7 separate regions of the Mus musculus genome follow, and regions 1, 2, 3, 5, 6 and 7 are each linked to region 4. A link is a loop called in an ENCODE intact Hi-C map of the cell type or tissue named here. Cell type or tissue: heart. All regions are shown on one strand.

Region 1 (4,000 bases), 640 kb before region 4:
TAAATTTAGCCTGCAAATGAAAAAAAAAAAGCAGCTTTTTACAACTCTAAATAAACTTTCTACTACTGAGAATGGTGATTGAAGCAAAAGTAAAAATAGCTGCTCACACCACGATTTGAGGAAATCTAAATCTGAAACGATCGTGTTTTTTTTTTTTTTTTCCTTATTTGCATGCTACCAAATAAGGACATCGGGGAAGCAATGAGTCACCAAGATTCTAGCATTTACCAGACTGCAACATGAGGGGAACGCATTCCCTAGGATGAGCTCTGTGATTGGCTTTCCCCTCATCCCCGATGTGGACCCTTATACACCTACCTGAAAAAATCGGTCCTGATTTCTTTTCCTAATTCTTATGGCAGTGTTTCAGTGAGTAATATTCATGCTTCAGACTGTCGAACCTGTGGAAATAATGTCCCACATCTGAGGAACAGCTCAACCCTTTCACAGATTTTTCCAACCTCTGTTATCTCGGTCGATCACACTCGATGTGCGCGGAATCTCCAAGGCAGAGCATGCGGCTGTCACCTAGGACATCACTGAACTGTGGATCTTTTTTGCAGAGACGGGTGACTCACCATCCAGGAGGGGGTGGAGGGAGGATGACACAAAGGAAAACGAGATTTAGAGATCTGAGCTCTCTGTTACCGTGTCACATGGTCCCTGCATAAACCAATGTTCTACAAGTGCGGAAGCCCAGCCGAAAGGTTCGGGCACGGCCTGCCCACCCAGTGTTTCCTTCTCCAGCTCTTAGAAGACAGTTTAAAGAGAGCTCCGGAATGTTCTGGTCTTTTGTTTGGAAATTTCGCCTGCTTGTTGACTAGTTGTCTGTGGACCGTGGGGTGGGTCTGTTTGCTTTAAACAGGCTGAACGATGTGTAAGGCATGCCGGCTGCTTTTGTGCCTGGCTTATTTGAAACTGTTTTAGTGTGACACTGGAGGACTTTAAAGGCAACTGTAGCTGTGGTGGGATGTTCTTGCAAGTTGGTACAAGAAAAAAATGTGTCTATTTCTTAGCACATGATCAGTGGTCTGCATCTCCCCTATAATTAATAATAAAAATAATAATAATATCACAGGGTCTTGCAAAGAAATTTGAATTACTGAAGTTTTTTTGGGGGGGAGCCACTTGCCCCCTTTATCAGAAGACTGCCAAACATAGTCCCAAAGATGGAAGACATTCCTTGTTCTTATATCACAGGAGTTCAAACCCTGTATCACAAGAGAAATGGTTTCTGGAGAGTTATGGAGAGCTACAGTCAGTTTTGCATATTATCATAACAAAAAATAACCAATAAAGATACTGCCCCCTTCATTGTATAAAGGAGAAATAAATGAAGGAATTGCCACTGAGCTAGGAAGCCTGTCCGTCCCACCCCCTCAGTTTTCACCCATCTTCCTGCAAGGAAGCTCAATGGCTGCCAGAAAGGAAGAGACCATGGCTGTGAACTGGTCAGGCCAGAGGTTGCTGGGCATCAAAACGGCAAGAGGCAGGTCACAAAGACCAGGATGGGCAAAGCAGATCTTGTCCTGCCTTTATCTCTAATTAGTTGTGTGGCTTTGGATAAGCATTTCACCTCTCTCATCTGTCAAATGACAGGCTGGGACTAAGTTCTCCAATGTCTCCAACAGCTCTGGTAGGATAGCGGTGTGTGTGTGTGTGTGTTGGATTAGATTATTTTATTAAGGATCCATATGAAGGCTGTGAAGAAAAGCTGACTGTTTCTGCAAGCTGCAAAAGAGCAGACTCTGGAGGAGCTATGAAATGATCCACAAGGAATCCCTGCGGTGGGTTGAAAAACTATAGAATTATGGAATTGTGTGTAACACACAATCTGAGTGAGGCTCTCTGAGGCCATACAAAATGGGACACGCTAAAGCAAAGAACCCAGGCTTTTGAAGCCAGCCTATGCCCCTACTCCAGTCTCTCCCCATGATAATGCAGCACCGTGTGCTCACAATTAAATGTCAGCCACGGAAAACATTTCCCTTGGCTTTGTTGTTCCAGGACCGGATTCTTTTGTCCTCCATATAATGGATATGCAGAAACAATGACAGAACAGAGATTTTTTTTCTTTTCTAAAGCGATGACAAACACAGTGCTCCTTCCTCCCTCCCTCCTTTCCTCCCTCCTTTCTCCTTGTCCCCACCCCCTAAAATAAATCATTGTTCAGGAAAAAAAAAAAAATCCCATTGTCTATTGTCCACGGAGATCAAGATCTGCCTAGGAACAGTTCAGGCAGACGCTGCAGTGTTCCTAGATGGCCGGTAGGTGGCGCACGAAGGCAGTGCTGGCGGAAGCGCGGCCGGTGGCAAGGACGGGGTTGTCGCCTCCCGCAGCCGCCGCCCCCCCCCCCGCCCCCGGCCGCCCCCCTCCTTGCGTGCTAATTGCTGGAACCTCCACTGGGACTTAGGTCCCGGAGAAAGAGAGCGGGAAGGAGGCGGGGAAGGGAAGTGGGGGCTCTGGCTCCAAACACACAAAGCCTCTAGGGCCTCGGCGGCCCTGGGCAGGGCGCCCTCCCTCTGGTCTCTGTCCCCGGGAAGAGCTGCTGCATCCTTGGCTCCCGCCATAGGAGAACCGCGACCCTAGTGTGGGAGTCCCACACACCTCTGACCCCAGCCTCCCACGGGGCTTGGAGACCTGCCTCTGAGCAGCAGGAGGCTCCCAAGTAGACATCTGTCCCCGGCATCCACGCGTGTCCACCCCCAGGAGGAGTCACTGAGGACCTTGTCCCCTCTTCGTCGCTGGCCTGTGCTGGCACCTGGAGTCTAGATGTCTTACCTAGCCTCCAGCCTCTGCAGGAGAACCTGGTGTGAAGGTGTATAGGCAGGTGGGAGCTTTGTGACCTTGAATTTATTAATACCGTCCCCCGACTCCCCACCCTGCTCCCCAACCCTTCACCTCACCAGCCTATCAGTCACAGGCTGTGATACTTAGCCTTCTGAGTCTTGATTATTTATTTTAAGATAGTGCTTCACTTGGGGGCGTGGGGGTTGCAGACAGCACAAACAACTGTCTACAATCCTTAGGACAGACCTGGCATCGCTAGCACCAAGTTAGAAGGGAAAGGGGCACAACTGGATGTGCAAGTAAATGGCCATCAAGATGTCTGAGCTCCCATCTTTGGCTTTGCCAAAGCTGTGAGAGACCTCCTTCCTCTATTTGGAATTTATCCTCTTGTGATTTATACCCAGTCTCTGTTGCGACTCTCTGAGACAGGAGTGTATACCATTAGCTTTGGAGTCAGGCTTGCCAAGTTGAAGTCCTGGCTCCCCCATTTAGTAGCTGGTTAAACTTCATGGTTAGAATTGGACTACCTTACAGACAACAATGGAAGTTCGCTGAGATATCCACGGACATACCGGAGGTGAATCGAGCAATTGCTGACAGCAGCTTCTCTCATTTGAGTCAGAAAGGTCATTTCCCTTCCAGGAAGAGAACAGTAGTCCTGCGAGGCCACATTTCCCCCACAGGATTCCCAGCTATCACCCCAAACACTTTTGTTTGTTTGTTTGTTCTTGTTTTTTTGTTTTTTGTTTTCCAAGACGGGGTTTTTCTGTGTAGCCCTGACTGTCCTGGAACTCACTTTGTAGACCAGGCTGGCCTCCAACTCAGATATCCTCCTGCCTCTGCCTCCGGAGTACTGGGATTAAAGGCGTGTACCACGACACCCTGTCACCCCAAACACTTAAGGAGGCTTCTTAACTCTTGCTGGCCACCAGATGACTAGAGCCATACTCTAGTAGAAAAGAGCTTTGTAGGAGTGGGACTGGATTTAAAACTGTATTCTAAGCGCTGGTCTGTGCCTGGCGATTGGTGACTGCTTATCCCCATCTAGACACTGCTACCCAAGCAGAGATTGAATAGCAGTGAAGGAGGCACCATGCCTTGTCCTTGTTAGGGTATACTGAGAGAGAAATACATCTGTCATGCTCCGACCTGCCCAAGTCGGTTTAAGGACCCAGAAGCCCTTGACCTTTCTCTAAAAGGCTACTCAAGT
Region 2 (4,000 bases), 1.9 Mb before region 4:
CTCACATGCTTCTACTTTGAGAAGTGAGAGCCAGTATTACCTGTGGGTGTACAGTAACAACAGAAGAGGAGGCCCATTGGCATGGACATTTACAAAATCTAAAGCAATTTCTAAAAATTATAGCACCACCCCTACTTAAAAACGCCCATATCTATTTTACTGCATTTTAGTAGACTAAGACACTGTCGCTGTCTTCTCCATCTGGCAAAGCCAACTGGCGACACATTTTGATTGCAGACTAGAACTGTGGCCTTGAAGGCTACCCCGTCTGAACAGACTTTTATCTCTGGAGCCTTTCCGATTCCCTCGTTGATATTTATTACCAGACATTTTTACAAGGCTGAGAAGGGAGAAGATAGACATATGCATGTCTGCATTCATGTCTACCTTAACTTAAAATTTATTTTCTCAGAATGGTTAAAAAACAGCTCAGAAACCAACTGTGGCAAATTCTAAGTACATGATAAAAAGACATTTTGTTTCAAATTTTAATTAGATGAGACTCAGCAAGTGCAGAAGTTTATTTGAAAAGAAAAAAATTCAGCACCACCAAATATGAAAGATTAAATATATGTTATCTGAAAAGGGGGGAAGGGAGGAAAAGGGGTCTTACAAAGAGCAAAACAAAACTCTAGATCCGCTGGTCGTGGTGGCGCCCGCCTTTATTCCCAGCACTCGGGAGGCAGAGGCAGGCGGATTTCTGAGTCCGAGGCCAACCTGGTCTACAAAGTGAGCTCCAGGACAGCCAGGGCTATACAGAGAAACCCTGTCTCAAAAAACAAACAAACAAACAAAAAAACAAAAACAAAAACCTCTAGATCTGGCGCCAATTTTTGCAGTGCCAGTCAGGGGCACCGTTTGAGATGCCGAACAGATGCAAGCTGTGAGATGCTGTGAGGTCACAGCACTGCCCTTTCTGTCAAACAGGCAACCTGCTATTTTTTATGTAAGAGATACTTTTAGCCTCAACCTTACATTCCAAATTTTTTTTTTTTTTTTTTTTTTTTTTTTTGCTGCCTGGTTCCTTCCAGGAAATAGGAAATATAAACAGTGTCAAAAAGATGGAAGGAGAGCAAAGGCAGGGGAAGAGATCTGGAAAAGAACTTTCTCGGCATCCCTTCCAGTGCCTAGTCACTCCTGTTACCGAACCATGTTAACATTGAATAAATGTCAGTCAACCAAAAGCTCAGTTATTACGGATTTACAGTTGGCTCCGGGGCTGTAGGTAGTACAAACGTAATTCCCGTACCACAATGACTTCCCAAGTTTAGCAGTGAGGTGGTTTATCTTCTATTTAAGCGGTGCAACGGACCAAGATGCAAGTTCTTACGTTACACAGGAAAGTTCAAGTTCCTCTGCTGACTACACACAACACCTCAAAGAAAGTAACTCACGACCATTATTATCTCAGACGAATTTCAGGGAACAAGGTCAATTACCTTTCGAATTTCATCCAGCACCGTCTCAAAGGACTTTTTGTCCATCTTGAGTACTATTCCGTCGTGACGTCTCACAGTTCTTGCAATTACAAAACGCTCATCCCAGGTTCGTCTCGTGGATAATACACCAGGAGGAGAAAGGAGGCGAGGAGGTAGAGTATTGCAAACTGCACCAAAACAAAACAAAAAATCCCAGAACGAAAACTTGGAAAAAGTTGGGTTTTTTTTTGTTGTTGTTTGTTTGTTTTTTTAAATAAAAATCAGACTTCAGTAGCTTCTTCACACAAAGCTTCAGCTGCTCAGAGCAGAGCGGGCTTGTGCGTTTGCAGAAATCAGGGCTCCGGAGGGTGCCGACAGCCGGGTGCTCCGGGGAAGGCCGCCGAGCCACGCTCCGCTCACCGCCGTGATCCGGGACACGTGGCCCCGCGGGCGCTCAGACCCGCCGATCCGCCCGATCCCGGGGTCCCGCAGCTCCGGCAACCGGCGGCCCCCGCAGGTCCTTTGTTACGGGCTTTCGTAGCTTCCGGGAGCGGGCGGGCGGCCGGGGCGCACTAGGAGCCGGACGAAGGGGGCCAGAGCCTTGCGAAGGGAGGCTCTCGAGCACCTCAGCGCTCATACGGCCAGGCGCCCAGCGGGTGCTCCCCTAAATGCCCCACCAGCTCCAGGGGACCTTTGATAGAGCGTGTCGCGCCCACAAGACGCAATGGTGCACCGCCACCTTAAGTCGCTTTTGCACAAATGATTAGTTTGGGGCGTCGGGGGGGGGGGGCGGGGTCCTAGTGTGGGAATATAGGCGTCCACGGCAGAAGCCTGAATGCTTGTGGAGCAGACGTGACTAAAGTCCTTTTCGGAGCGTGGTAGTCATTGTTTTAGTGTCACGATCCCCTAACTCTTCAGTTTCTCGGTGCTCTGTTTTGCTTCTTGAAAGTGAGTTTAAAGGAGCGAAGAGTAAGTAGGTCAGGAAGATCTGCGGACGCCGCCATCCTAGTGGCCAGGAGCACCTCGGCGTGGGGACCAGGGTCACTCGCTGGGCGCCTGACTCGGGGCGGAGCAAGGAGCAGGACACCCGGAATTAGTCTTCGGCGGTTCTCCGGTCGAGTTTCCCGGTGCTTTAGTCTGCCTCTGCCCTAGAGCCGGCTTCAGGCCTCGCTGACTTTCGCCTCCCAGACCCTCGCGATGGCGAGAGCCTGGGTCTGCCTGGCGGGCGCCGCCTTCTTCCTTTCCTGTCTGGTTTTGCATTCGCGCTTCTGTGGCTCGCTGGTAAATAGCAGGCAGAAGGCTGTGGGTGTGGGTGCCACCGAGGGGTACAGCCCCTGGGGTCCCAAACCTGCTCCCCTGGGGCTCAGCAGCTGACGACTCGTCCTCTCATTTAGTGTAAAAAGAATGCACGTGGGGCTGGGGAGGTGGCGCGGAGGTTGGGAGCTCGAGCAGCTTTTTCAGAGGACTCAGGTTCGATTCCCAGCACCAACTTGAAGGCTCACTCTCTCACTGTAACTCCAGTTCCAGGGAGCCTGATGCCCTCTTCTGGCCTTTGTGGGCACATGGTGCACATAAACTCACCCGAGCTCATGCACACAAGTCTAAATAAAAATAAGTAAACATCACACACACACACACACACACACACACACACACACACACACACTGGATTTTCCCCAGCTCTTACTACACTCTTAAGTCACACACACACACACACACACACACACACACACACTGGATTTTCCCCAGCTCTTACTACACTCTTAAGTCATCATTAGACTTTTCTTATGGTTGTTTTGATCTTTAGATATACAATCTTATTTCCGGCTACCTTCTGGTTGTCGAACTGAATCTGAGTATTTTGATTTTATTTGAGGTTTCAAGGACATTTTCTTTTCACGTTTCCTGGAGAATGGAGGACCCTCTTTTCCGGCTGGATTTGGGTTGGCCCAAGAATTCGGAATACTTCACTGGTGCAACATTTTGTGTTGCAGTTGATTCCCTCAACGGGTTAGTTTACGTAGCCCAAGTAAGTAGAATGCATTTTTTTTTTTTTTTAATATGTGAGCCTGTGAGGTCAAGAGAGACCAGAGTGTTAATGCGGTTATCAACTACCAGTGGTTTCCAGGATTGAACTCTGAGTGTCAGTCTTGCTTAGCAAACACTTTCATCTGCTCAGCCATCTCTTCAACTAGAGATTTTTTTTTAATTTTAATTATATACATTCAGTTTGATCACAACAGACAGGAATAATAAAAGAACAGTCAATCTGAGCATGACAAAAAGGAAAAAAAGAAGATGAACAGAAAGGAAAGAAGTGTTTCCCACCTAGATAGCCTGCTGCATTTATAGTATGCTAACTATGCAATTTAATTTTGAGTTGGCTTCAAGTGCACATTTTAGATTTGTATGCATTAGAAATTATTAAGTTTTGAAGTTAGTGCTTTTTTTTTACACACTTCTAAATTTCTTATTATACTTTCATTTTGATTTCTCTGACAAAAGTAAAGATTAGCGTTCCTATTGAGTGATTCTAAGCAGTTGTTTTTGTGTGCCTTCAGAGAGGGGATAACATCCCCAAG
Region 3 (4,000 bases), 81 kb after region 4:
TTTTCTCATCCTGGAGACCAAACAAGACTCCCCCTAGAACAAGAAGAAAAAAATATTTTTTATCACGCAAAAAACGATTGCTATACAAATATCCCTAGAAAAGAGCCCAGGAAGAAAGCTGTTGATCACTTTGCCTGAATTTACAGACATGAGACAAATGAGAATTAACCTCCATTAAATGGTTAATAGTTCATGAGATAATTTCACCATCTGTGTGCAGTGTTGGCAGCATTTTTCCTAGGAGGACTGAGATTTCCCGCATTCTTTGAATGCTTAGTAATTGGGCTTACATCCTGGGCATTTTAAACATTTCATTTTGAGACTTGGGTCCTATTGAAGTTCCATTGAAAATGTAGAACTGCATGATATAATAGTACATGCTGAGGCAGGAGGATAATCATGATTCAAGTTCAGCCTGGCTGCTGCCATGATGATCATGGACTAACCCTCTGAAAATGTAAGCAAGCCCCCAATTAAATGCTTTATTTTCTAAGTTGTCTTGGTCATGGTGTTTCGCTATAGCAATAGAAGAATAACTAAGACAGAGGCCTTCTTTCTCTCCCACTAAGGAAAAATGCTTATATTTAACACAATGAACATTCTTTCACTTGAGTGGAAATGAGTGGACATGGATGCTTGAATAGACTCTCTAAATCTCGTCAGTGCATAGCACTTCTGTAAAGCAACTCTGTGTGCTCTCAGGAAACACCTGGCCCTTGGGCTTTTTCTGCCTCCATGGGAGACCCGAGGCATGAAGAAGTGATACAAGGAACTGTACTGTTTATAAACATTTTGGTGTTGCACTGTGGGACATTGTGGTTGGGCCCTGGTTACTCCTTCCAGAAATAAGACTCAGACTCAAAATATATCTGCAAATATCTTGGCCATATAGCTAGGTTCTTCTCTGATTAGATATAAATTAAAATATCCCGTTTATTCTAGCCTACATTCTGCCATGTGGCTGGTTACCTGTGCTCAGGTACCATGAGTTCATCCCGTCGTATCTTTCTGGCAAATCTTCCCACCTCCTTCTCTCCCAGAATTCTTTCTCCCAACTCTTAGTTCCTGCCTAAGCTGATAGTTTGTCAGCCAGGAAAGGTGGCACATAGCCATGATCCCGGGTCCGCAGAAGGATAAGGCAGGAGGATCTCAAGTTCAAAGTCAACCTGCTGAATGTAGCAGGAGCAGAGGCAGGGTGACTGCTGTGAGTTCAAGGCCAGCCTGGTTTATATACTGAGGTCCAGGACAGCCAGGACTACATAAAGATTCTCTCTCAAACAAGCAGTATACCTATTATGTCCTTATAATGCCAAATAAAAAATAAATATGTATATGTTAAAAAAAAAAAAGAAAACTCAGTGGTAAGCCATTTACCTAACAAGGCCCTGCATTGATCCCCAGTACCCTTAAAATCTCAACAATTCTCTTAGGATAACATTTATGAATGACTAAACTTGTTTTTGGTTTTTTTTTTTTCTACAGTAGATATATATAGTGAAAAAGTGATTTCTCCAAAATAGGATGCTGGGTATGGCTGTTAAACTGTTCACTGGTGCCCTCTGGTGGCTACACAGGGAGAATGCACTCTTTTCCATGAGCCATTTTTAGTAACATAAAGAGTAATACTGGAGCTGATGGTAGAGTACATCTTAGCATCTGTGAGGCACATTTGATCTCTAGCACCAGAAGTAGTTATTTTGAAAAGTCACTTAATTACAACTATCATTTTATAGTTGATAAATATAAAAGTCAGAGCTGGGCATGGTGGCACACGCCTTTAAACCGAGCACTAGGGAGGTAGAGGCAGGCGGATTTCTGAGTTTGAGGCCAGCCTGGTCTACAAAGTGAGTTCCAGGACAGCCAGGGCTACACAGAGAAACCCTGTCTCGAAAAACCATACACACACACACACACACACACACACACACACTACACATATACATACATATGTGTACACACACACATATATATATATATATATATATATATATATATATATATATATCTCAAAAATCTTAAGACACTTTTTCTGCTTCAACTGGGACATAGCTCAGTTGGGAGAGTGCCTACTTAGCATACGCAAAGCTCTGGGTTCAACTTGTAGAGCTTCATAAAACTGGGTGTGGTGGTGCACTCTAATCCCAACCCTTGGGAGATGGAGTTGGGACACCAGACTTTCAGGAGCATCCTCTCTGAATTCTACACCATTTCTCCAGCAAACCTCTCTTCATACTTCTTTCCTGCTGCAACTATCTTTCCTCTTTACAACCCCCCTTCTTCATGTATTTCTTCAACTGGGTACAAATCATTCCTTCTGGGCTATTATGTATCAGTTACATTCCACTTTTCCTTTTGGTTTAAATCTATGTACAATTACAGTACGTATATACGTGCTGATGAGTGTGTACCGTGTGTGCACCCAGATTGATGACAGAGATCAATGTCAGGTATCCTCTATCAATCTCAATCCTTTGGGGTGTGGAGAGAACGTTTCTCAGAGATCCTTGTCTGTTCTGGAACTTGCTATGTAGAGCAGGCCTGCTTCTGTCTCCCAAGTGCTGGAACTAAACCCAGGTCCTCTAGAAGAACAGTCAGTGTTCTTAACCACTGAGCCATCTCTCCAGCCCCTATCTTATTTTTTGAATTACATATCTGTGTGCATGTGTGTGAGGAGCCACATCACAACATACACATGGATATCAGTGGAGTTCCACCATATGAGTCCCAGGTCAGCACTCGATGTCTGAGGCCCTCACCTGGAGCTACTTCACCAGCCTGAGTGCTGAAGACAAGGTCTCTGTATCAGGCCATCCGGCCAGCACCCCAGGAATCCTCTCACCTCTATGGCCAGCACCCCAGGAATCCTCTCACCTCTATGGCCAGCATCCCAGGGATCCTCTAATCTCTAACTCCCAAAGGCTGAAATTCTAAGTGAGCCTGAGTTCTATGTAGGTGCAGGGGCATGAACTCAGGTGCTCAGGCTTGCTTGGCAAGACTTTACCAAGATAGCCAATTTCCCCAGCTCCATGGAAGGCAATTCTTAATTAAGTTTTGCTAATTTACTCATTTTAGCTACAGAACTTTACATAGTTCAATTTATCCATTCCTATTTAGACATTCTTGTGTTACTGGATTGGGGGTGGGGGTGGGATTTGGTTTTGTTTTGTTTGTGTAGCCCTGGTTGTTCATTCTGTAGATCAGGCTGGCCTTGAACTCAAAGATTGTTGGAATTAAAAGCATTCAATATAACCGCCCAGCAACACTCTTGTATTTTATACAAATATAATTTGTAAAAGTTAAAATTTGTAGGGTATCAAGGAAAGAATTATAAACTGCTTCCTTAAATATTGGCCTAGTGAGCCATAGCAGGCGATAATGACGAGGAATAATGAAAATAGCAATACTGACAAGAATAACCTTGTTTACTCTACATTGGGCTACAGTGGGAAAAAAAAGTTAAAAGTTATATCTAAATGTTTGACCTAGAAATTTTTAGTACAGTGTCTGAGACATGAGTCAGTCTGTAACCTGATTCTAACTTACCTGCAGGCTGCTGCAACAACTCCATTATACTGCTGTGGTATGAAACCTTTAGAGTTTGTGCTGTTACTTGGCAATTGAGTCACAGGATCAAAGAAAATAATCTTACTAATTCTGGACCTTCTGTGAAGGCAGATCGAAAATGGAGACCTCCAGGTGTACCATGGTGAGGAATAATATAAACTCTAGAGAGGCAAGAAATAGTTTCAATCCTGCTTCTTTTTTAATAAACACTAACCAGCAGAAAACATCCCAGATACAACTGAGGCTGAGTGACAAAATTATCTACCTTTTAATAACTATAAATACCAGCTAGATTTTGGAGTCTTACCCAGAATGTTTGGTCAACACCCTCAGCAGGTAAATTTACTTGACGACTTTGGAACCTGTCAATCCTTTTACCAACGTTGGCTCTACTGCCAAAGTTCCTGGCACAATTCTCATAATAGGGATTCATTTA
Region 4 (4,000 bases):
GGTAAATGCCTTTTCAGAAACTCTGAATAAGGACCGGGGAGATTCGTCAACTCCCGAGTCCATGGTTTCAAAACAACACAGCAACAAAAGACAAGTGTGGAGGTGTATGATTGCAACCTAACCACCGGGAAGACAGAAACAGGTGGGTATCTGAGGCCTACCCTACTCCATGAGTTCTAGGCAAGTGAGAGACTCTGTCTAGCACACACTCACAGACATGTGCACACACACACTCAGTACAATCCTGTTTCTGTATTCATGTTTTCAAGTGATGTTATGTGGGCTGCAGATGTCTCAGAAGACCCACATTTGGTTCCCAGCACCCACATTCAAGGGCTTACCACTGCCTGTAGCTCCAACTCCAGGGTTCCAATGCACTCTGGCCTCCTTTGGTATACACACACACACACACACACACACACACACACAGCATGCAGCCGTATACACATGCATGAGTGTACACACACACATAAATCAAATCAAATCGTTTTTTAAAAAAGATTAAATTATAATCTGAAGGTATCCTTTCATATTTCCCTGCAGGTGTAGATTTCTGTGGAGCCTAACAAAGGTCCCTGGTACCTGTCCTGGAAGACCCTTAAGGAGATCAATCCCAAGACAGACTTCAGAGGGGTATGGAAGATTTCAGGACAGCGTAGCCTGAGCCAGTGTGTACAGTGGTGTAGCCTAGGCTAAAGGGTCAAAGAGTAAACCAGCCTAAACCACAGAAGTCCCTCCCCATATGGCCTGAGTATCTAATGCCCAGAAGAGGAACCCATACTGCCAGAGTGGCCACCCTGGTGCACTTTGCAGGTGAAGGAGACTGGACCCTAAGCCTTCTAACTCCACATCCACAACCTTCCTCTTTCGAACGCAGTCAGAATGGAGCTAACATTTCTGATGGTATTTGGGGTTAGTGTCTCCATAATTTTTCTCTTAAGTGGTTTTCCCTTTGAGACAGTATTTCTCTATGTAGCCCTGGCTGACCAGGAACTCACTCTATACACCAAACAGGCTGGCCTTGAACTCGGAGATCTACCTGCCTCTGCCTCCCTAGTGCAGCGATTAATACCACCATGCCCTGTTTCTTTTACTTTTTTTTTTTTTCTGGCTGACATATATCAGCCAGTGGGGGTGCAGCTCATTTGGTGGAGAGCTTGCTTTTCTAGCATGGAAAAGTCTGGATTGTATCTCCAGTACTATAAATTCAGCATGCTGCCAAGGTTTGTAATTACGGGGCTGTGAAGATAGAGGCGGGATGATTAGCTCAAAATCGTCTTCCTGTATACAGTGAGTTAGAGGTGAGAGACCGGGCTACAGGAGATCCTGCCTTAAATAAAAAAGAAAAAGAAAATGAAAAAAAAAAGGCATTTAAGAAATTAAGGAGGGGGGGGACTCTCTCAGGCTTTGGAAGTGACTTGAAATCCTGCCTCATTTATTGTTCAGAAAACGAAAAGGAACAACTTTCTTTGGTTCCTGCCCCATCCTTCCCACCCGCCACGATGACTGTTCTTGGCAGAAGGCCAGACCAGCACCGGGTAATTCCACAGTACATTGGGTACATGCGCATGCATTTAACCCGCTATTTAAAGAGATCCTTTGCTGCCACCTGTAAGAGGACATAATGACACTCTTTAAGTGGCTGGGCTGGGAAGGGAGTTTTCTTCCCTCAAAGATGCCTGAGTCTGTGAAGTGGTTGGCACTTGGAGAAACTAAAGAAACATCTAGGGACATCACAAATACAGGACCGGAGGCGAGAGAAGGAGGAGCGCTAGACACAGGGTCCTGGCTCCGGCTCTCCGCTTGGTGGCTCCATCTTCAAGACAAGGAGAAGGAATCGGCCAAAGCTCGGGTGCGGCCTGATTACCAGCCTGCTGCCATTTGGGTTTGCTGAATTCCTGGATCTCTCTAGGGGCCTGGAGATGCGAAAGAAGATGGAGACTGGGGACTCCTGGGTAGGACGTTCAGTCGGGAGGAATCCAGGACGCAGGACGCCCCCTGGAGTCGAGGGAACTGGCTTGTGGAGGCAGCGCTGGGCAGTGGAAGGGGGACGGGGCACCTGCGCTCCTGGGCCCGCCGCACTTTGCAACTCTGGGCAGTAGCGAGCCGAGTGAAGTGGGGCTCGAGGGCAAGAGGAAGTAGAAGCTCAGGAACCAAAGGCTTCCTTAGTTCCGAGTGCGCTCCAGCTGTCCAGGAGTGAGATAGTGGTAGGAACACCCAGCATGACGCACTTCCAAGTCCCTGGTGGCACATCGTGGGGTATCAGGTGCTCTGAGCCCCTCACCCACCCCAGGCGGGTACCCTCGAGGCCCCCGGCGCTAGCGAACAGCCGGCGGCGACCTGGACCGCGTGGCTGGCGAACAGTGAACCAAGCCAAAAGGTAAACGCCGCCTGGTCTGCCCACTGCCTGGTCTTAAGAGGCGGCGCAGCTCCGGAGCACCTTGGGTTCTAAGGATCCTCACTTCTGGGAAAGGACAGGGAACTGTCAATCAACGAGGGAGGGAGCGCACCGGCGCCGGGTGATGTCAGCGGATCAGCTGCTCCATAACAAAGAGGGGGTATCACAGGAGAAAGTTGCAGTGGCGGCAGCACCCCAGAGCCTCCGGGACCGGGGACGAGAGGAGAGGGGGCGGCGGCTGCGGCTGCCGCGGCTGGCGGAGGAATTGAAAGGACTGTAGGGGGAGGCAGCGCGAGCCGCCCCGACTGCTCCTCCTCTTCCTCCCCCTCCTCCCCCTCCTCCAAACTCGCAGGGCTTAGCTCCAGCGCTCGCTCAGCCACCAGGAGCACCCAGAGGGACGGGAGCCGGCCGCACGGCCCCGGGCTGGGTAGGGTCTCAGCCGCCATGGATAGCGACGATGAGGTGGTGGAGGAAGCCGTGGAAGGTACAAGCTTTTCTCCAGGACTCTGGGGTGGGGACAGGCGCCTGGGGCGGAAAGCGCCAAAAGAGTGGCGGTCTGCGACGCGCGCCGGGCCGAGCCGAAGGCCGCCGCGGTCCCTAAGCGGATGGCGGGTCGCTCGGCTCAGGCGGGGGCTGCACTGCCTACGCCACGCCGCCGGGAGCGTGCGGGGCGCGGCGGGGCAGGGGCGGGGAATGGGGCCCCGCGGGGTCCGCCGCCCTGGGAAAGCTGGGCCCCTGCATCCCGCCTGGCCTCGGCAGCATCCTCCCTGGGAGTTGCGACGCTGCCTAGCACCTTGGCCTTAGTCCTTGCGGGGATGGAGGATGGGAGGGCAGTCCCTTGAGGCCCGCGATCTCCGCGGGGCAGCGTTGTTTCAGCCACCTCGACTTCCCCTCTCCGACCGCCTGCCCTTTTCCTGACTGAGTCGCTGCGTCCCATGGCCACCAGGGCCGGGTCTAGGTGGGTCTCCCATCGCAACGCACCCGGCCGCACACCAGGCACATGGCGGCCCTGGCCGCTCCTCCGGGGTAAAAAAAAAAAAAAAAAAAAAAAAAAAAAAAAAGATGAAATCATGGCTAGGTAGAGCACGCCGCTCCCCACCAGGCTACCCTGCCCCTGGGCGAACTCAGCCACCCGCCCTTCCCCCTCCCGGCTTCCCAGCGAGGTGCAGGCGCGCCGTGCGGACGCTCCAGCCGGGACCCAAATTGCTGGGTGACACTTAACTTTCTGAATTCCGAGCTGTCGGCTGCCGGTGATATCACCGCCTGGGTGTCAGGTTTCTCCGCCCCCTCTTGCGCACCCCTCCCCCGACTCCCGTCGCCACCGTGTTTTGCTGAGTTTCTCCGCCTCTTTTTTTTTTTTTTTTTTCTTTTTTGCCCCCCTACTTATAAAACGTCCGTGGCGACGTTATACAATCTCGTTGTTTGTGGCTTGAGAGGTTATGATTTTGTAACAACGAACACTGGAAAACACTCTTAAGCGTATTTATTATTTATCTTATTCTATCCCAGATAGTGTTCCCGTGATGTTTTTGCAAGATTGCGTAGTGTTGTTCCAGAATTTGTTAAACACAGCAACTGACTAATTTTAAGTCGGTGGTTGAA
Region 5 (4,000 bases), 87 kb before region 4:
CAGCACACCCCAGCCTCCTCCTCACCCGCACCCCACACCCCAAACCTCAAGGATGCTGATCAGCTACAGTGGAGCCAAGATGGAACACTGACCTGAGTGCTTGCTTGGGACAGAGATGAGGTCAAGAAACTTAGAGAGCAGCCCCTTGGTGAGTCTGATGATGGAAGTGGGGAAGATGTGTGCCCTGCCTGACTTATTTCAAGGTGGCTCTACTTAATGAGAGGAAAAATGGACCCTGACCAAGTAGCTCAGTTAAGTGCCACCGCTTACAATACTAATAGAATCCAGCCCACCAAGTCCATGGCAAAGTCACGGCTCTTAACCCGCAGGCCCCCAGAAGCCTTAGGGCTGTGTGAATCTACTCTCCTGAGTGGTATCTTCCGCATACCAGGTTGGGAATGTTCAGCAGTTGAGTCATGTATTTAAAAAAACGTTCTGTCAAAGGAGACAGAGGTCAAGCTACAGGAAGAAGCAAAGTTCCTGCAGGAGCCGCCCTCTGAAATCACATGCCTAGATCCCAAAGCTTGCTAGGGAGAGAGAGGCTATCCTACTGTTTAAGAAAGTCCATGAGAGGAAAATGTTAATGTGTTGTTGTTTCCAATTCGTAAGAATCATCCGTCCTCCCTCTCACCTTTAACCCAAATGGCCAGGTCTAGGCGTGGCTGACGCTGGTCTTCTGCAAGTTATTTTGCCATTGGTGCCTTTGACTTCTGCTGTTGTAAATGTTACTTTAAGATCATAAAACTAGTAATATTCCAGACCTGGAGAAGATCTTATAAACTAGTAATGTAGCCAGGTATGGTGGCACACACCTTTAATGCCAGCATTCAAGAGGCAGAGAGGCAGGGTCAGTATGGGCTCCAGGCCAGTTACTGCTACATAACATGACCCTATCAGTAGTAATAGCCGGGCCTTGGTAGTGTCCCAGATCTAGGGGGCTGCACGCCCCTAACCTGCTTCTTACTCTGGTGCCCACCGAATCTCAACGCACCAGTGCCTACAGCAGAAACTTCAGAACAGCTGTACAGTCATGTTAGGGGAGGGAAATTCAAGGTGGGGGTGAAGCAGGGAAGAGAGATGACTCGTGACAGGGATCACATGGTCCAGTGTCTACTCTTATGGGCGACTTTACCTTGGCAGGTCTTCACAAGATCCTCACAGTAACAACCCACATTTTTCACAAGGAAAAAGTGAGGCACAAAAAAAGACAGAGAGAACTGCCAGGCAGGCATAGTGTTTCGCCTTTAATTCCAGCACTCGGTAGGCAGAAGCAGGCAGATCTCTGAGTTCCAGGACAGCCACAGCTACACAGAAAAATCCTGTCTCCAAAAACAAAACAAAACAAAACAAAAAAGACGAAGGACTTCCGATGATGACACAGTTGATGAGGCGCAAACTCCGCGTGTCACTCTCTCCAGCTCAACACATTGTGCGCTCTTGCGGTCCTCCCATTATATTCAACTCCATCCCTCTTTGCCTGCTCCTTGTCCTGGAGCAGTCTGAGCATAGTAGGATGGACATGGCTCAGAGCTCCCGCAGCCTGCAGTTCTCCAGCCTTGCCACCAGATGGGGCAACTATAGGCAAACTCCTGCCTCTTACCAAAGCTCTTGAGACAGACATGCGTGGGGGGAGCGGCAGCAAGGAGAATGTCAAAACAGAGTTCTATTTAAGAAAGTGAAGCCTTCTGCCTGCCCCTGTCTCCCACCGGGATACTTGGTTGGCTCTCGGCAGGCTATAAGTGAATTAGCTTTTCTTCCTTCCGCAGCCTACTGCTAACCCACATCTGATTCTATTTTCTCTCCATTCCTGACACAGGGCAGGGCACTAATCCCCACCCACGTCAGAGAAGAGAGTGTCCTGAAGAGAGAGGGCGGCGACAGGCTGAGTGATGATGGAGAGGCTTTAAGCTGCAGCTCTTTCCTGCAGCTATTGGAAAGCCTTTTCTCTGGTACACGCCTTCCCGCACACCTACCCAATGCACACACATCACAACGTACAGCCCACACCATGCTCTGATCACATCAGGAGACACACACCGCATCACAACACCTGCGACACACACCACATCACAATACATCACATTGCAGCGATGCTCATTACAGTGCAACAAGAGCAACACATACAGTATACACATCACAACATATATCAAAATTCAGTGTATCTGAACATATACAGCTCACAGGTAACAATGTGTACGTCACATGACAAGACATATACCACACCAAACCACAACACACCACACAACACAAACATATCACAATATAGCAAGTCACACCATATGCATAACACATATGACACACACATCACATGACACTACATGTCTCAACAATGTCAACAATCCATAAAGACATCTGCAGTGCTGTGTTCATTTTTTCCCTTGTTCCTGTGATAAAACACCATGACAAAAGCAACTTAAAGAAGAAAGGGTTTATATTTGGTTCACAAGTAGATGTATGGGGCCATCATGATGCCACCCACAATGGGCAGATCTTCCCACTCCAATTAAACTAATCAAGACTAATGAATCTGGTCTACACAGGCGTGTGCAGAGCCTGTCTCAAATGTGATTGTAGAGGTCAAGCTGACAGCTGAGATTAGCCATCACCGCTGGTCAATGTTTACTGTCAGGGCTGGGAAGACAGCTCAGTGGCTACAAGCAAGTGCTATTCTTGCAGAGAACCCGGGTTCAATTTCCAACACTCATGAAGGTTAAAGGCTCGATAAAGCCTATACCTCCATATCCAGGAGATCTGATTCCCTTTTCTGACCTCTACAGTCACACACACACACACACACACACACACACACACGCGCGCACACACACACGCATGCACATGCGCGCACACATTTGCACATAATCATACATTGACACCTACACCTACATATAAATTATCTTTAAATATGTATTAACAACCTGAAAGGATCTAGAATCATCTAAGAGACAAACCACCAGGCATAAAGGTGAGTTAGTCTCTAGCCTAGGTTAACCAGGTTGGGGAGATCCAAGATATATGTGGCTGGCTGCACTATCTCATGAGTTCCCAGGCTGGGTAAGAGAGGAACAGCAAGCGAAGCAGGAGCACTCAGCTCCCCTGGCTTCCGGGCTGGGGATGCCTCACCCTCCTATCATCAGGACTTCCTGTGGTGATGGACTGAACCTACAAACCCTGCCTGCCTTACATCACTTTTGTCGGACAATCTGTCACAGCAAGGAGAAAGGGACAGATTCAATACCAGCTGATCAGGGCTTAAGAAAAACTTCAGGACTAGCGGGAGCTATGGAAAGAACCACCCCCATGTGAGCAGAGACCACTTCTGAGGCAGGGCTAACCTGGGAGGCATGAGTGAGAGAGCATAGGTTAGAACTACAAAAGGTTCCAAAACCGGTGACTATTGAGCCCACGGAGTAAAAGATGTGTCCACAGACCATGCATCTGCTAAGGCGATACAGTCCAGAGTACCCAGCAAACTCTCGAGACTCAGAAACCTACAAGCAACCTTATCTTAAAGTGGGTGGAGGCTTTAGACAGCTTTTCACCAAAGGAAATGGTCAGCCCTCAGTATCCATGGCAACCTTTAATTGTGCACCTGGAACATGTCAAGTGTTTGTCCTGAGGACTGAGGATTCAAGACAGTTGAAACACGGAATCCACGTTCTGATGGCAGAGATGGCAAGAAAATCCGTTATTAGAGGACCTCTGTGGGGTAATGTGGGAGCTGATTACACTGGGAGTCGAGGAAGAGGGGGAGGGGCAGGCATGCGCGAGGGCTGGAGAGGGGCAGACACAAGACATGGCGTGAGCTGAGGTTTGAAGTTTCCATGGGTGAATGAGGAGGTGAAGGAAAAGGAGGAAGAGGAGAAGGTTGGGGAGATGGCCCAGTGGGTGAAGCTCTTGCCAATCATGAAGACCTAAGTTTTAACTCCAGAACCCAGAGTTAATAAACACACACATCTGCAATCTTAACTCTCCGCGGGCAAAGCCCAAGACTGCTGGGGTA
Region 6 (4,000 bases), 1.5 Mb before region 4:
AAGACAGAAATCTTGCATTCCAGCAACAGCTTAGTGACAGTTGTGGGAATAAGACCTATAGTGTTTACCCATTTTATTCTGCTTTCTTTTTTAAAGAACAGCTTCTATAGGATTGGTTATTGATCGTTACTTTACTGCTATTGAGGCAAAAGTTGGTGCACAGCAAAATCTTGACTTGACTGGAGTACAAATACAGAGTGGAGTAAGGCCCCCGCCCATGCAAATACTGAACAAAAATGTCAGAATTTTATTTATTTATTTATTTATTTATTTATTTATTTATTTACATATCATGAGGAACTTAGGAGTTATACATTTTTATTGCTATAGACTTTGCATGGGGGAATTAATCAATTATTTTAAAGAAGTGGTAGCAAGAAAGTTGTTATTTGAAGAGAATATAAAAGGCATATAGAAGTTGATAAGGTTTACAAGGTCTGACATCCTTGGAAGAGTGGTGCTGTGGTCTGAATGCTTGTGTTTCCCTAAAATGCAAACACAGAATTCCTGGTCTCTGCTGTTTGGAGGCTGAACCTTGAGCTATGACTAGATGAAGAGGGCGAGTTAGTTATGATCTTATAAGACAGCTCTCAGAGAGCCAGCTCATCCCTCCAATCTATCAGATGAGGTTAGTAGCACAAACATGTCCATCCATGAACACAGAAAGGGACCCCAGCAGAACCCAGGGCCATTGGTGCCTTGACTCTGGACCTCTCATCCTCCAGAACAATCAGAAATAAATTTCTATTGTTTGTAAGCTACCAAGTATAGAGCATTTTGCTGTAGTAGCTGAAAAGGATTAAAGAAGATTGCAGGAATTAGTATATAGAGATTTGAAATTTTGGGTGCCTGTGCCCAGTAACATGTTATGGCGAGAGAGTTGCTACCACAGAGCAACTGCCAATAAATAAGACTAGCTCGATAATGTGAATCTGAACTTGCAGGTGTAATAAAAAAGATCAGTTAACACTATCACAGTATGGCCATTATTGATAATTGTCACCGTGTTTTGTAAATCAAAAAGTGATATCGCAGGCTGAAGAGATGGCTCTGTGGTTAAGAGCACAGCTGCTCTTGTGTAAGACCTAGGTTCAGTTCTTAGGACCCCGGATTGGAACCATCATAACCCCAGCTCTAGGGGGACATGACGCCCTTTCTGGCCTCCACTGGGACTGCATGTATACAGTGCACATCCATGCATGCATGCATACACACATACACACATGCATACAGGAGAAACACTTTCTTGCCCACTGCTTTCCAGCTACACTGCCTTTGGTCAGTTTGTGAGAATGCAAAGTTCCTTGTTTCTGGGCCTTTACATGTAGGCTTTCTCCTATTTGGAGATTTCTCACAGCTCTAGGTCTCTTTTAAATCTGAAATTAAAGGCCAGGTCCTTCCAAGCCTTCTTGAGTAACCACTTTGGCCTGCATTTCATTTCTTTCCTCTGTCTCTTCATTGCCTTCTGTTTACTGTCTTGTTTATTATTTATGTCAGTGCACACCAGCAGCCCTGGCAAATACTCTAGCTTCGATTGATGCTTTTCAGAATGATGAATTCAGATAAACGAAATTTAATTGCAATCAGTTCTGTTGATCATGCATGCATGCCAGCTACTGGTTTCGGCATATTTTACATATACTTTACATTATTACTTTACATATTTTACATTATTACTTTGGCTTTTTTTTTCAAGATTCAGATTCCTGAAGTCTCTTTTACAACCTCCAACCTCTTTTTTTTGTTGTTGTTGTTGTTGGGTTTTTTTTGTTTGTTTGTTTTTTTTTTTTTTTTTTTTTTAGTTTTTCGAGACAGGGGTTTCTCTGTATAGCCCTGGCTGTCCTGGAACTCACTTTGTAGACAACCTCCAATCTCTTCTGAGCGTGTCCTCGCCTCCCAGGATTTTAAAGTAAACCGGGCAGGTAGAGCGTCTCGGATCGCGGTGCGCATGCGCGGCCAGGTGTGCGCATGCGCGAGTGAGTGCACAAGCGCAGTGCTTCCGTTACGCCGGGTCTGTCAGCGATGGCTGACGCCAGCGGGGAGGTGGCTGCGGTCCCCGCCTCCGGGGCCGCCAATGGCTTCAGTAATGGGGCAGGTGCGACCCCCGCGCAGCCCAACAATCCGCTGTCGCGTAAGCTGCACAAGATCCTGGAGACACGGCTAGAAAATGACAAGGTAACCGGAGGGGGCGGGGCGGACCCCTGGTCTCGGGCAGAAGCTGCTGCTGTCCTAGGCGTAGGGAAGCGCTTTTTGGGGTAGCTGTGCCCTGCCCTTGCGCTCTTGCTGTGTCCTTTACTTGAACTCCTTCCCGCACGCCCTCCCCTTAACCGTCTAGAGCAGTACTTCGCGGCTCTTATCAGAGCTGGCTGTCTCCCCTGCAGCTTTGAGTAGCCAGGTATAGCCGTGCCTACGTGGCACAAAAGAATACAGTAAGGTGGGAGCCGTAAAGACGTGGGTAAAGATAGAAGTAAGTAAAAATAAGCTGTCAACAAGAATTTGACTCCTGTGTGTCAAAAACAGAACATTAACATGCTGAGTTATAAATAAAGCCCTGGGCTAGATAGGGTTGTGACATGCTACCAAAAGCCATACTGAGTAGGACAGCTTGGGATGACAAGCCCAGTGTTAGCATCAAGAAGAAACTACAAAGCGCTTCTCAAAGCGGACCTTAGGTCCACAAAACAGCGAGAAAAAACAAAACAAAACAAAAACGTCATGGTCGCTGATTTGAGAAATTTGCTGCGGGTCTGATGAATAAAACTTTCTGAATCCCTGTGAACCACAGTACTTCAAACCCTGCTGCAAGGACTGGTCAACATAGTAGACCCGTTTCTCCAGCACTCCCAACTGCCAGGCACACAAGCCACTCTTTGCAATTTGAGTGAATCGAGCTATAAAGTTTTGCCTGCATTTATCTGACTTTGGCTCTCACTTCTTCAAGCATCTTGACAACTTTGTGCAGGAAAAAACACGTTCACAAACAACTGGAAGCTCCCTAAGAGTTCACAGAATCCAGAACTCATTGGCAAAAATGTGTCCATTGTAAAGGTTTCTGTTTTAATTAATAAAGGTGTTTGAGCTATTGATTTATAATTGGCATACTAAAATCAGTTTCTTTTGCACCAAACCAGTATAAATGTACATATTTTTATCTCATGATACTTGGTGCTATAACTTTCTACACTTTGACAATTCACTTACAGTCTCTCAGAACATATACTACATAAAGAATTGCCTTCTCAGAAATGGAGGAGGAATGGAGGGAGGGGAGAGGGGCTGTGAGGAGAGTAGGGGAGGGGAAACTGGTCAGGATGTAAAATAAAGTTAAATGAAAAACGGGAATTACCTTCTTGTAAAAATTAACAAATATATTAAAGTTCAAAGCAATTCTGTTGTGTACTACCTTTACATATATAACTATATGTAAGTAGACTGTGAATTGTGTCCTGGAAGTAAGTTTACTGCTTATTAATTAAGTCAGATATTACTTTTTGAGTCATTTAGTGGAAATAAGTCAATTGAAAATAATTTTATTGAGTTTTGGCTGGATATCAGGAAACCACTGAAAAGTCAGCCCCAATGATGTCCCTCTGTTGTCACTTCGGCAGGAGATGTTGGAAGCTCTCAAGGCCCTTTCAGCCTTTTTTGTTGAAAATAGTTTGCGGACTCGAAGAAATTTACGTGGTGATATTGAACGCAGAAGCTTAGCCATCAATGAGGAGTTTGTAAACATCTTCAAAGACGTGAAGGAGGTATGTAACTTCTTTTAGTGTTTATGGAGAGCTATATGTTTGGTGTTTTGATACTTTTTTTAATTAAATTGCAATGTATCTGATAATGTACTGGTCAACTAGAAGCCAACTTAAAAGCTTTTATTTGAATTATTGTCATTTCTAAATTCTTTACCTCTATTAAAAACTTACAATATTTATTTTGAGAAATTATGTTAAGAATTGTAATTTCTTAATAAAAAAATCACATTTTTTCAATGGTTTTCCAG
Region 7 (4,000 bases), 540 kb before region 4:
GCGTGGAGTTCCTGGCTTGGGGGCTGTGAGGGTCTGATTTGCACCGAGGGATGAGGTGGGATGGAGACGAAGGGTTAACGTCAACTTTTCTCAGGGTAAACGCTTTCGCCGCCGCCGCTACCTGTTAATCTGTCAGGGTTGTCAGATTTGGGGAGGAAGGGATGAGAGGGAGAGAAGCCAGTCACGACTCCAAGGGGAGGAGGGAGCTTTAGTGCCAGAGTGAGGTGCAGGAAAAGTTTCCCCCTCCTTGTCTTAGAAATCGATGCGAACCAGAGTGAACCCAGGAGTAGAAACCACGCTGCTCCTCTCCGCGCCCCGCCTTCACCTTTCTCTGTACCACCGCGCCTCCCCAGATAGGTCCCCTTTCGCCCACCCCTCTCATCACATCCGCCGGGTGCAGGGAGAAATTGATGCTGTCGCACATTCTGAGTGGGCGCCAGGCCCTGAACCCTTAGGAGGGGAAGGAAGAGTCCCTGACTTCCTCTCCTTTGGGCTTGGGAAAGTCTGAGAGTTTTGTGAATGAACTTTGAAGTGGGTGAGAAGCGAGTGAGGGTGGCTGCGCGCGCGTACTCGTGGGGGCGCGCGCGGATGCCGGGCGCGCGAGCGCTGCGCTCGTCGCTCTAGACCCGCGGCTGTGGCAGGGCAGGTGGGGCAGCTGCGAGGGGGTCGAGAAGGAGGCGGGGGCGCAGGGGAGCCAGAGCTGTGCTCTGACCCTGCCTTAAGGCTTAGGCTTGCTCCCTATCCTCTTCTCCAACTTGCCCCCACCTCGCACTTCACCAACTTTCCGGCGACGGGTAACGAGCCCGGAGGAGTGGAGGAAAGCAGGGAGGAGAAAGGCTTAAATGGCCGGGTGGGTGGGTTCGCGGGAGGATGCGCAGCCAATGGCTTAAGTGCTAGGAGGAGGAAGGGGCCGATCCCACCCCTAACCCCGAGGGTGGAATCCTTTCTCTTATCTCCTCTCTAGGGTTCTCTAGCTTTCTTCTCTGGGAGAGGAGGAGGGGGGAGGCCGGAAGCTTGGGAAAGGTGTGTGCACTCCCTCCCCCACCGTGTCGCTAGGTTCGGGGCCCCGGTAATAGCTTTCTCCACGGAGCGCGCTCGCTCTCCCCACCGTGCCTTCACCGGCTGCACGGAACCCGGTGCCGGCCGCCCTCTCCCGAGTGCTTTCTGTTGCGACGCGCACGTTCCGGATCTCGGAGCGCCAGGGGTGGTGCCAGTGTCGCCGGGCGCTCGGGAGGGCGGGCGGTGACAAAGAGCCGGTGTGGGGGAGGGGAAGGCCTCAGAGCTGGCTCGCTCCCGCCCCCCACCCCGCACGTGAAGAGGAACAATTTGTTTATCTTGGGCTTCAAGAATCCTTCCCTCCTCTCTGCTCTCCTTGGCCCCTCCTCCCTGCCCTCCCTCTTCAGTGCGCTCCCGCCCAGTCCCGCCGGCAGCGCCCTCCTCCTCCCCTCTCTCCCTCGCGTGCTTCCCTCTCCACCCCCCACCCCCCCCCCCCGGGCCCTCCTTCCCCTCCCTTTTGGAACGCGGCCGTGGGGGAGGGAGCGGGAGGCGCTTTGTCCGCCTGGCGGCCCTGCGCAGTCCCCGGGACCGCCCAGTGCCTCCGGCCCTGCCCCCTCCGCCGCCCCAGGCCACCAGCGCGGTGGGAGGAAGAACCCGGGTCCCAGAGTCTTCTAGGGAGCTTCTGTCTTAAAAAACAGGAAGCTCTAAACCACGCACACACTGGCTTTTTCCTGATTGTACCCTGAGCTGGGACGAGATCGGGGTCTTGACTGTAGCTGGGGGACCTAGGTGTCATCTGTGTCTCTCGCAGTCCCCTAGTCCCCCTCCCTGCCCTCACTCTCAGTCATGGGAGATAGCGAACCTGAGGCTGTAGTAGAATAAGCCAGGCATCAAGGATTCCATTCTTGCCCGCCCCTCAACCCCCTTTAATGTTCACACACCTTCTGTTCCCAATTGCATCAAAATGGACTTTTTGCGTGAGATCCAAAATTCCCGTCTTCTGATACAGTTTACGACCTTTGGGGATGGATGCTGGGGGCGGGGTACTGAACGACTGTGGAACAAAAGCCACTATCTTTTTTTAGAGACCTGGTTCGAAGGCAAAAGGAGTAGAGTCAGGAGCCAAAAAGTTTTTTCTCTGGGCTCTGTACTCCCTTAACCACCTTTAGGTTGTGGAAGGAAGACAGGGGTGGGGGGCGCCTCTGTGCTAAGACACCCGCAGGTACAGCCAGCCTGTATTCTGAGAATTCCTAGGAGGGAGCTCGCCCAAGACAGTGGTTAACTTCAAAATGAAAATATAATGCTTATTTGAATAGATGAAGACAACAGCTATAAATTTCTCAATGAATTCTACTTCGGCAAGTTAATAACAAACTTGAAAAACGATTGCCTGAAAATCAATTTTTTTCTACCAGTTTTCAATAATTTAGCTTATTGACTTATAGAAATACCAAACCCGTGTGCAAAACAGTATATTCTAGCTTCTGCCGAATCACAGGCACCTCACAGATGCCAGTGTGAAGAATGTGTGACGCGTGGGATGAAAATAAACCGTTTCAATCCTAAGCAAAGACGTGTGTGTAGAGTCTGTGTACAGAGACAGAAATTAACATAGCCATCCTTTATGGGTTACATTTTCCTGGAAAATAATTAGTTTCAGAATTCACATCCGCCTCTGGGATGGAAGACTACTTTAAGCTTATCCTATGTATGAGATTAAAAAAAAAAAACTTCAAGATGGGTTACTAAGAAAATGTTCCTCTTCATTTTCTTGAATTGACTGCTGGATTATAGTGGTACTCTGTTGGGGCACAAAGCAATTAAATTTAGTTCTCAGATTGGACTCACTATTTGGAAAGCCCTAAAGAAAAACGGTGATCAGCCACAGCCAAACAACAGTGATGATAAAAATAAAATCGAAAAGGATTCTTTTCTGTTTTATTGCTATTGTTCACCTTCTTAGGACCAATATGTCCAAAGTACTAAATATCGATTGGCTCCTTCTGCCTGGCTTGGGTTAAGAGGACAATCTAATGAGGGCGTTGCTTCTTTGGCTTTGCTTTTCTGTCTTACACATTTACAAGCATAGGCATGAAAGACAGACAACACAAACTAGCAAGCCAAAAGCAACGGGAGGTGGGGAGCAAGTAGTCTTGCCCAGTCCCTGTTTTAGGTCATCGTGGGTTCTCTGTAGGCTGCTGCATACATAGAGCAGGCCACACTCCCAGATTTGAGTGTATATTCAAGTGACAGGTCCTTTCTACACAGGTAGAAATCCAACATTGGTCATCACCATTTTATATTTACAGAAGGCCCCCCACCCTGGCCCCTAAAGATCCCTTGGTGAGAACTGTTGACTTCACAAATTTAAGAATCTCAGTGGAGAAGTTGTCTTTCCAAAGATCTTTTTCTGTTAGCAAAATACGTTCATTCCAGCTCTTGGAGCAGGTTCTGGGTCCAGTGTTAAGATCAGCTATGTTTTGCTTTTCAAGCCCAAGACGGACGGACTTGACCAGGATGTCATCGTTTAGAGATACCAAGAAGCACATCACCGTGGTTTTGACATCTCAAAATGGCTGTAGTCTTACTGACCCTGGAGAAATGTGCTGTTCATGGCTCTCCCTGTCAACAGCCCAACAATTTATAGACCGTTTGCAGAGTGTGTAAATCTGTGGAACCCATGCTCCGAAGAGTTTATCGCATAAAATTCATTCGATTATATATGTATTAATCACTGAATATTGGATATAACTGCACCCCTTCTGAAAATGGTCCCATCTATCCTTGGTTTAGAGCCAGGAAATGCCAATATACTAGCCCACTACTGAACTTTTCTCCTCCGTGAATCCTGTTTGCCTTTTAAAATTTTATTTTATGGTGACCTTTGCCTGGACTTATCCTATCTGGCTGCTATCTGGGGAAGAGGGATGGTCTTTGCAAATTTCCCATTACCTGACTTAGTGTGCCTGGAGAAAACTGTGAACTTTTCTTTCTCTTTCCTTAA

The links. Peaks named below come from ENCODE experiments on the same cell type or tissue, not always from the same donor. Only the 100,000 strongest peaks of a DNase experiment are listed, where the experiment ranks them.
Region 1: a loop joins it to region 4, with 2.0 times the contacts of the local background. A loop is called at or near these places in 2 of 42 quality-filtered maps.
Region 2: a loop joins it to region 4, with 2.7 times the contacts of the local background. A loop is called at or near these places in 3 of 42 quality-filtered maps.
Region 3: it touches region 4 in a loop (4-fold over the local background); 8 of 42 quality-filtered maps call a loop at or near these places.
Region 5: it touches region 4 in a loop (2.7-fold over the local background); 12 of 42 quality-filtered maps call a loop at or near these places.
Region 6: it touches region 4 in a loop (4-fold over the local background); 2 of 42 quality-filtered maps call a loop at or near these places.
Region 7: a loop joins it to region 4, with 2.4 times the contacts of the local background. A loop is called at or near these places in 6 of 42 quality-filtered maps.

What each region holds. Positions count from the first base shown.
Region 1 is chr3:52,194,797-52,198,796 of GRCm38, reverse strand. No RefSeq gene overlaps it. Among named protein-coding and RNA genes, the nearest start is that of Gm30074, 17 kb to the right of the region's middle. In heart, a CTCF peak has its summit at 2,255 (motif pointing right); DNase peaks (open chromatin) are centred at 326, 616 and 2,466; H3K4me3 peaks cover 1,848 bases; H3K27ac peaks cover 2,312 bases.
Region 2 is chr3:53,461,759-53,465,758 of GRCm38, reverse strand. It overlaps Nhlrc3 (NHL repeat containing 3), which reads left to right and starts at 2,501. Exons shown (of 7, transcript NM_172501.2): 1 at 2,501-2,699; 2 at 3,295-3,447; 3 at 3,980-4,000. The coding sequence starts at 2,616. Proser1 (proline and serine rich 1) reads right to left here and starts at 1,964. Exons shown (of 13, transcript NM_173382.2): 1 at 1,440-1,964. The coding sequence starts at 1,484. In heart, no CTCF peak of the experiment used is centred here; DNase peaks (open chromatin) are centred at 2,068 and 2,478; H3K4me3 peaks cover 3,522 bases; H3K27ac peaks cover 2,032 bases.
Region 3 is chr3:51,478,821-51,482,820 of GRCm38, reverse strand. No RefSeq gene overlaps it. Among named protein-coding and RNA genes, the nearest start is that of Rab33b, 3.1 kb to the left of the region's middle. In heart, a CTCF peak has its summit at 1,562 (motif pointing left); no DNase peak of the experiment used is centred here.
Region 4 is chr3:51,559,400-51,563,399 of GRCm38, reverse strand. It overlaps Setd7 (SET domain containing (lysine methyltransferase) 7), which reads left to right and starts at 2,577. Exons shown (of 8, transcript NM_080793.5): 1 at 2,577-2,882. The coding sequence starts at 2,843. 5031434O11Rik (RIKEN cDNA 5031434O11 gene) reads right to left here and starts at 3,415. Exons shown (of 5, transcript NR_160686.1): 1 at 3,192-3,415; 2 at 2,511-2,651. In heart, CTCF peaks have their summits at 1,786, 1,990 (motif pointing left), 2,768 and 3,377; DNase peaks (open chromatin) are centred at 1,929, 2,669, 3,229, 3,639 and 1 weaker place; H3K4me3 peaks cover 2,718 bases; H3K27ac peaks cover 2,549 bases.
Region 5 is chr3:51,646,078-51,650,077 of GRCm38, reverse strand. It overlaps a transcript of Mgst2 not described here. Among named protein-coding and RNA genes, the nearest start is that of Mgst2, 13 kb to the left of the region's middle. In heart, a CTCF peak has its summit at 1,557 (motif pointing right); DNase peaks (open chromatin) are centred at 487 and 1,557; H3K4me3 peaks cover 1,516 bases; H3K27ac peaks cover 2,475 bases.
Region 6 is chr3:53,015,221-53,019,220 of GRCm38, reverse strand. It overlaps Cog6 (component of oligomeric golgi complex 6), which reads left to right and starts at 1,998. Exons shown (of 19, transcript NM_026225.3): 1 at 1,998-2,175; 2 at 3,609-3,752. The coding sequence starts at 2,023. In heart, no CTCF peak of the experiment used is centred here; a DNase peak (open chromatin) is centred at 1,990; H3K4me3 peaks cover 1,510 bases; H3K27ac peaks cover 1,117 bases.
Region 7 is chr3:52,099,644-52,103,643 of GRCm38, reverse strand. All of the region lies in intron 1 of Maml3 (mastermind like transcriptional coactivator 3), which reads left to right. Among named protein-coding and RNA genes, the nearest start is that of Maml3, 3.4 kb to the left of the region's middle. In heart, a CTCF peak has its summit at 1,576; DNase peaks (open chromatin) are centred at 873 and 1,593; H3K4me3 peaks cover 2,483 bases; H3K27ac peaks cover 2,351 bases.